3 separate regions of the Mus musculus genome follow, and regions 1 and 2 are each linked to region 3. The links are chromatin loops, found by intact Hi-C in ENCODE. Cell type or tissue: gastrocnemius. All regions are shown on one strand.

Region 1 (2,500 bases), 760 kb before region 3:
GTGAGTCATGGGCAGGGGGAGGGGTGGGGGAGGGCAGTCTCGCTCATTCCTTACATGGTATCTTCTCTGGCCTAGCCTGGAATCCAAGGGCAAGGAAAACTGTTAGCTTGACTTGATTTCCACTGCTGGCTGTAATCATTGCCGAGGGATTTGGGAACTCTCCATTCCTCTCCCTCTACTCGGAAATCCCAGCACCTTAAGATTCTGTAGTTTCACAGAGCTGTAGCAGCTATGAGCTCCAAGTTTGAAATGAGAAAGGGAAACTGAGAGACGGGTGCTTGGTTCTGTCCCAGAAACTGGACTAGATCCCAACCCCACCCCACCTCTGCTTTTGGTTCTATGCCATTGTGACCAAGGCAAGAAGATAGCAGCTTGCACTAGAATATAAGTGTGTGTGTGTGTGTGTGTGTGTGTGTGTGTGTGTGTGAGAGAGAGAGAGAGAGAGAGAGAGAGAGAGAGAGAGTTTATTTCTTCTCCAGATCTTGGCCCCGGGTGAGTTTCAGAGCTCCCACAAGAGGAACAGTGTCTACAGTGACCATGCACACACAGTCACACAGCAAACAGAATTCCTCCAGGACCCTTGAGTGAGAAGCTGAGGGTCCACCCTGCTCTGACCCCATCACCCTCTTCTGCCTCCCCTAGTCTGCATGTTCTCTCTCCCACCTCCATCTGCCCAGGCTGACCCAACACGGCCTTGGGCTTCTGCTCTTCCTCCTTCCGAGTCAGCTTGATTCCTGGCCAATGAGTCACTTCCCACCAACCCCCAGACTCACCACTTCTCCTGTGTCTACCTGGGCCAAGGGCCACCTTTGGAGCCAGACCAGGCCTGCATACCTGGGAACAAGCTAAGATGACACCTGAATCATCTGAGCTCCTTCAGGTGTCAAACCTGAGAGGACAGAGAGAACTAAGGTTTCCAGGAGTCTCCCCACAACAAGCGCTAGGATCCCTCTCAGGCCAGTCCTCCTGGGTGCTAAAGCCATCCCAACAGTTGAGTACCACCAGTGTCAGGGCGCTCAGTCAGTCCTCAGCAAGCTCCCAGCATGAGGTGAGATAGGAGCTTGGCAAACATCAGGGACAGGGGTTCTAAAAAAAAAACAAGACAGACTTCTACTACTCAGAGGTGGACTTCGGGGACAGACCTGGAGACTTTAGCATTCCATTACTAATGGATACAGGGTGTGAGTCTTAAGCAACAGTCATGCTAGGTGCAGACAGGGCTTGAACCTGTTATTTCTGTGACCTAGCAAGGTCTAGTTCAAAGGAGTTCTTGTTTATGTGTAAAAGGGGGGAAAGAGAGAGAGGAAAAAAGGAAGGAAGTTTAAAAACTGGTTGGATTAGGGCCCAATGAAACAGTATATGGGTTCAGACTTGCAGGATGCTGCCCCTAGAGGGCGCTCCAAGACTTTGAGACGACAGAGTCCTTCCTACTAGGAAGCAGTAGTACTCGGAATCCCAGTCATCATGTCAACCCCGAAAGTCAAGAACCCCTATGCCCCAGAACAAGGCTTATAGGATATAGGGCATAGGCATCCTTTCCAATTGAGCTGGCTTAGAGTGAACTGAACGTCACCATCAGGGGGAAAGGCCGCCGCTGTCAAACAAAAACAAGAGAAAGTCGCACAAGGAATTGCCCCAGCGAGCACAAAGACTATAATCCTGTCCAGGGCCTACTTTTCAACCCCTTTGGCACAAAAGGACCTGCTAGCCAGGAGCACTCAGTCCCTTTGCCCTACAGAGGACAAAGCAGCCTGGCTGGGCCATCTCAGAGCTCCACAGCAAGAATGGGAGAAGAGGATGGAGGTAGATAAAGAATGAGCTCCTAAGCCAAGAGTTAGAGCAACCCTGGCTGGGCCGGGTGTCCCACGGCCTCTGAGGCAGACCAGGGGTCTATCTATTTGCCAGATAGTTTGTGTGCAAGGGGAAGGAAATGGATGCGAATCATGCTAAGCTAGCTTGTGTCTGCATGGCGGGCGGTACTTTTGGATAAGGACACTGGAGGTGAGTAACTTGCTCCCGTGAATAAATTGGGGTCCTGGGGGTCCCTTTCCCATCTTTTAGAGGAGCTTGAAATCATGATCAGTCTCATGGAAGAGGTTTCCCATCTCTCAGCTCCTCCCTGGCCTTTCTTTCCCCTCTGGAGTCCTGCCTGGCCCTTGGGCAATGCCTTGGCCCAAGGACAAAGTCAAGGGGAGAGACCAGGCCCCATTTCTCAAGCCTTCCACAACCTCTGACTTTAAGATAATGGATAAGGACGTTGTGACCAGAGATCTCACAGCAAGGATGGATCCTGGGATGACAGGAAGGAGAGGGGAGCGGCTTCTGCATCATGATCTTATAGATCCCAAGACCTCTCTGTCTAGCTTGTGTCTAGCCCAAGGTGTCCCTGACTCTGTGTCACAAGGTCCTCTGTGACTCCTCAGAGGAACAAAGGGACAGTCTGTGGAGCTGAGGAGACTTTGGAGGCTACTTAAGGAGCCTGATTCAGGCAGGGAGAGAA
Region 2 (2,500 bases), 210 kb before region 3:
ATGCCCGCGCCATGCCCCGCCCCCACCAACCCTCCTGGCGTCTTTCTGCGTCGTCCTTTTTCCTTCTTCCCCAGATGTACACCGAGTTACCTTGTAGCAGGTGACAGCAGTGGGCCCATGGTCTCTTTTGGAATAATCTCTCGGAGAATTTTGTTAAGTGAATTTTCTCACCCTATAGTCTTAAGTCTCCTCTGTCCTCAATGTAGCTTTCTCTGTTCAGAATTGACATCTGAATCTCTGCTGGACCAGCGCCTAAGACTGAATTGACTCCCAGGGCCTGGACGGGGGTACTGAGATTTTGCCTACCCCCCCCCTCCCCGGCCTTAATAGTGAGTTGGAAAGAGGCTGGATTTGTGATAGAGTCTGCTCGAGAGAATTCTGTTTACAAGACCATCCTGTTAGGGAGAGACTTACCTCCATCTACTATCTTGCAACGTCTGGAAATCCTTCAGGGGATTAGTGGCCCAGGAGTTTAATGTCAGGAGCAGGTAGAAATGAGGACATCCTAGTTTCAGGGCATAAGGCACAGGTGGACATAAAGATGTCACCTTTATAAGTGCCCAAAGCTTAGCTTAATACCATGTTTTAAAAAGAAAACCTCCTGTGTTTCTTTTTAAAGGTTTTGTCTTTGGTGTGTGTGTGTGTGTGTGTGTGTGTGTGTGTGTGTGTGTGTGTGTGTGTGTGTGCATGTAAGAGAGACAGAGACAGAGATACAGGGACAGAGACACAGAGAAACACAGAGACAGACAGAGACATAAAGAGACACAGATACAGAAAGACAGAAGGGGTAGATGGAGACAGAGAGAAGAGGGGAGAGGGAGGCAGAAGGAGGGGTAACACTCATGGAAATCAGGGGACAACTTGCAAGGTCACACATTTTACCAAGGTCTTTGGGCCCCTCAGACTATACAGTCAGGCCTGGCACTACCATTTCTGGGGCTATTTTCAGAGAAGTAGAGCAAGTTTTGTATGGCTGGGCCACCTGGGGCCACAGGGTTCTTGGAAATTAAAAAAATAAAACCAAACCAAATCAAACCAACCAACCAAAAAAAAAAAAAAAACAACAAAAACCCACTTTAGTACGTTCCTCTTGTGGACAGCAGAGGGCAGCAAACTGCCATGTCAACACTCCTGGAAGCCGGCGGCTTGGATAGAAGAGACTACTAGGGTTGGTTGGCTTCATGTTTTTAACCATTACAAGCACATGCTGGTAACCCCAGAACTTTGGAGGCCAACCTGAAAGATCATGAGGTCGAGGACAACTTGGGCAACATAGTGAATTCAGCCAGCTGTCTAAAATTGTCAAATAACAACAACAACAAAAAAAAAAACCCTGAAGCCAAGGGACTGTACATGATGCTCTTGGCTCCATTCCAGCACACTGTGAACCAGGTCTAGTGTCCTACACCTGTAACCCCAGCACTGTAGGTTCACAAGTTTAAGGACATCTTCAGCTACATAGCAATTTCAAGGTTAGACTGGGATGCATTGAGACCCTGTCTCAAAATAAAACAATGCTCTCCACCCCCAAACCTAAAACAGAACAAGCAAAACCCAGAACCCCTCAGTCAAGGTCATATGTGTGGTTGCTATTCCTGCAAAACCTGAACTCTTTCGAAAGCTCTTTTGACCTTGACAGTGGGAGCCAGCGAAGGGTGTCCAGTGCAGGGCTATGCTGCCTATAAAGAAGACAGACCCCTTCAAAGACTTCCCAAGTAGCTGGCATCGGTCTCCATGGGGCTGCCTCTCATCCTGACAGTTTTCCAGCAAGGTCTGTATTGCCATCTCTCCTTTCCTAAGGAGGGCACTGGACTCCAACTTGGGCAATTTTTCAACGGCTCATAGCTATGAAGTAGAATAACATGGATTTGAATCCTTGTCTACTGACTTTCTAAAAAAAAAAAAAAAAAAAAAAAAAAAAAAAAAAACAATGTCAGCTCCACAAATCCAATCTCTAATAAGATAGGTATAAGAACGCCATCTCGCCTCCATGTGCTGTAAGTGAGAATATGTGTAAGACGGCAATCCCTCAGGCTGTACCCAGTTCTGTCAGATCATTTGTTCTGTCGGGACAGCTGGCACCCAGATTATGCCCGTGCTCTGCTGGCTCATCTCTCTCTACCAAGTGTGCTGACTTCACACAGAGAGAGCCAATTGACAACAAGGAACCTTGTGAGAAAAATGACACCATGAGATTTGGCCTGTAGGCAAGTTTGTGTGGACATTTTCCTAGTTCATGATTGATGTGGGAAGGCCTAGCCCACTGTGGGAGGTGCCCTTGGGCAGCTGGACCTCAACTGTATAAGAAAGCAGGCTGAGCAAGCCATGGGGAGCAAGCTAGTAAGCAACATTCCTTCGAGGTTTCCAATTTGGTTCCTGCTCTGCTTGAGTTCCTGCACTGGCTTCTCTTAATGATGGACTAACACATACAAGCCAAATTAGCCCTTCCCTCCCAAAGTTGTTTTTGGTTGCTGTTTTACCACCGCAGTAGAAAGCAGAC
Region 3 (2,500 bases):
CTGCTGTTTCTGTCAGCTTTAGAAACTGTGTCTGGATTCCAACATTGTCAAACCTTGGGGGAGGGGGGTTGTTGCTGTCTGTATGTGAGTCCCACATAAGTTGGTAGATTTGTTTCTTCATTATTTCTACAAGTGGAAACATAATGGGTTTAGGGGTGCGTGTGTGTATGTGTATGTTTGCATATGTGTGTGCATATGTGTGTATGGCACACATATGGAAGTCTGAGGACAACCTGCAGACTTGGCTCTTTCCTCCTGCCATCTGGAACCTGACGATCTGACTAAGTGTATCTCAACTTCCCAATGACCCTTTAATACAACCTCATGGGGTGACCGCTAACTATAAAAATATTTTTCACTGTTACTTCCTAACTATAATTTTGCTATTGTTATGAATCATAATGGAACCATCTGATATGCAACCCTTGTGAAAGGGTCCTGCCACCCCAAAGGGGTGGAGACCCACAGGTTCAGAACAGCTGCTTGGAAGGCTGGGCAGCCAGCCTTTACCTGCTGAGCTTCACACACCTGAAGCTGATGTGCGAAGCGTCCTCTTTGAGTCACTGCTGTGAATACTTTTCACCATCGCTTACTTCTCTTGCTGTGAGTGGTTTACTACCGCTGTACTCAGAAAGGTCCTGTCTTCTCTTAAGCAAGCCACGGGAGGGTGGGGGGAGAAGTGGGACACCACACAGGGAGGATGGGGGAGGATTTTAGTCGTCCGTGAGTTACAGTTTATAAAAGTGGTACTGCAGTAACCTCCCTAACTTAACCATTGTGCAGGATTTCAAACAAGCTTTATTAACACTTGAAATGACTTCAAAATAACCACTTAAAAAAACTTCACATTGTCTCAGCTTTTTATGAAGTGTTGAGTTGCAGCCAATCAACTCTAAAATACTGCCTCTTATCTTGTGCCCCCCCCCCCCCTTCTATAAGACAGACCCACAACTTCATACTGGGAACAGCTATGTTAAAAGGCTGTTAAGGTGCTGGAAGTCCCTGGTTAAATATTGCCCAATACCTTCTCTGGATCCTTGCCTAAGAGGAAGGCACCAGTTTCTATGAAGATATTAGAGGTCGTGATAGAGCCATCTTTCATGAGAAGCGTTTAAGGAAGATATCTCAGGAATTCCTCTTGAAAGTGGATTTGAGAACCAGTGTTTCACACACAGCTTTGTGAGGTCTGCCCTGCCCTCTGCTGGTCTTCACGGTAAACGCAGTCACCATCCACGTTTGTTTCAAGTGGATGACAAGAACTTCATTGAGCACCTTCAGTGTGTCAGGCAACAGGCAGAATGCAGCATCTTGATTTCCACTGAATAGTACCATAATCCTATTGGGCAAAAAATGCTTCTGCTTCCGTTTCAGATTAGAGGAAGACTGTAACAACCCTCAACCAAGCGTTGAGGACACAGAAATGATAATGTTCTGCAACTCTGGTCCTGCCTAACACTAAAGCCCACATCGGTTCCTCTCTGTCTCCTTGCCTCCGACTTGCTTGACTTCCGGCAATGTCTAAGTAGTTACAGTGCATGTTGCTCTCCTTGTTGCAGAAAGCCACACAGACGCACGTGCAAATACAAATGTTCAATATTGCCACAGCACATCCTGAAGGCAAGAGAACCACTCAAATGCTAACTTAGGGAATCAGACTTTGTAGGTGTAGTCGTTTTTTTCCTGGTCAAATGAACACTGCGGCCATGGCTTCTCAGTGTGCACAGGAGTGGACATTGAATGGCAATTTCTCCTTTTCTTTTTTTTTTTAATTTAAAGTTAAAATTTTTATTTTGTGTGTATGATGTATAAGGTGTCTCTGTGTGTGTGTGTGCATCCTACAGTACAAGGGTGGAAGTCAGAGGTCAACTTTTAGGAGCCACTGTCTCCTTTCTCCTTTATATGGGTTCTGGGAGTTGAACTCGGGTCGTCAGAGTTGTTTGAGAAGCACCTTTACCCACTAAGCTATCCTTTTTCTTTCTTCTTTTCTTTAGATAAGGCTTCACTACATAGCCTAGGCTGCTTTCAGAGTTGTGTTTGTTCTGCCTAAGTCTCTCAAATGCTACGATTAGGAGCTGGAGAGATGGCTCAGTGGTTAAACCTATGAGTTGTTCTTCCAGAGGAGCCGGATTCAGGCCGAGCGCCCACGTGGCAGCTCATTACCTGCTGTAACTCTAGTCCCAGGGGAATCCAATTCCCTCTTCTGGCCTGCATAGGCACTGTGCACTATAGACACTGATACAGGCAAATACCCCTACACATAAAAAAAAGTGAAAATTTAAAAATATATATATTATACCTGTGTGTTTCTGTGTCCAGTTGCCTAACTATCTCTAGGTTATCGTCTGGTTCCATGGGAGTGAGATTTTATCAGGCAACTGCTTGGTATAAAAAAAAAAATCACCAGGCTAAGCTACAAGGCCTCAAGGGAGTGAATTTTTAAACACTAGGCACTGGTGTTGCTGTAGGAATTCAAAGGAGCTTCATAGAAACCTTCCATTGT

What was found. Hi-C counts contacts between places; a loop is a spot of excess contacts. Peaks named below come from ENCODE experiments on the same cell type or tissue, not always from the same donor. Only the 100,000 strongest peaks of a DNase experiment are listed, where the experiment ranks them.
Region 1: it touches region 3 in a loop (10-fold over the local background); 15 of 42 quality-filtered maps call a loop at or near these places.
Region 2: it touches region 3 in a loop (11-fold over the local background); 37 of 42 quality-filtered maps call a loop at or near these places.

Annotation. Positions count from the first base shown.
Region 1 is chr7:112,376,090-112,378,589 of GRCm38, forward strand. All of the region lies in intron 2 of Micalcl (MICAL C-terminal like), which reads left to right. Among named protein-coding and RNA genes, the nearest start is that of Micalcl, 2.5 kb to the left of the region's middle. In gastrocnemius, a CTCF peak has its summit at 1,363 (motif pointing right); DNase peaks (open chromatin) are centred at 778 and 1,399; H3K27ac peaks cover 1,673 bases.
Region 2 is chr7:112,918,905-112,921,404 of GRCm38, forward strand. No RefSeq gene overlaps it. Among named protein-coding and RNA genes, the nearest start is that of Rassf10, 34 kb to the right of the region's middle. In gastrocnemius, a CTCF peak has its summit at 1,109 (motif pointing right); DNase peaks (open chromatin) are centred at 231, 1,132 and 1,723; H3K4me3 peaks cover 291 bases; H3K27ac peaks cover 549 bases.
Region 3 is chr7:113,131,158-113,133,657 of GRCm38, forward strand. The region is part of intron 2 of 4930543E12Rik (RIKEN cDNA 4930543E12 gene); the gene reads right to left. Among named protein-coding and RNA genes, the nearest start is that of 4930543E12Rik, 9.6 kb to the right of the region's middle. In gastrocnemius, a CTCF peak has its summit at 1,207 (motif pointing left); a DNase peak (open chromatin) is centred at 1,205.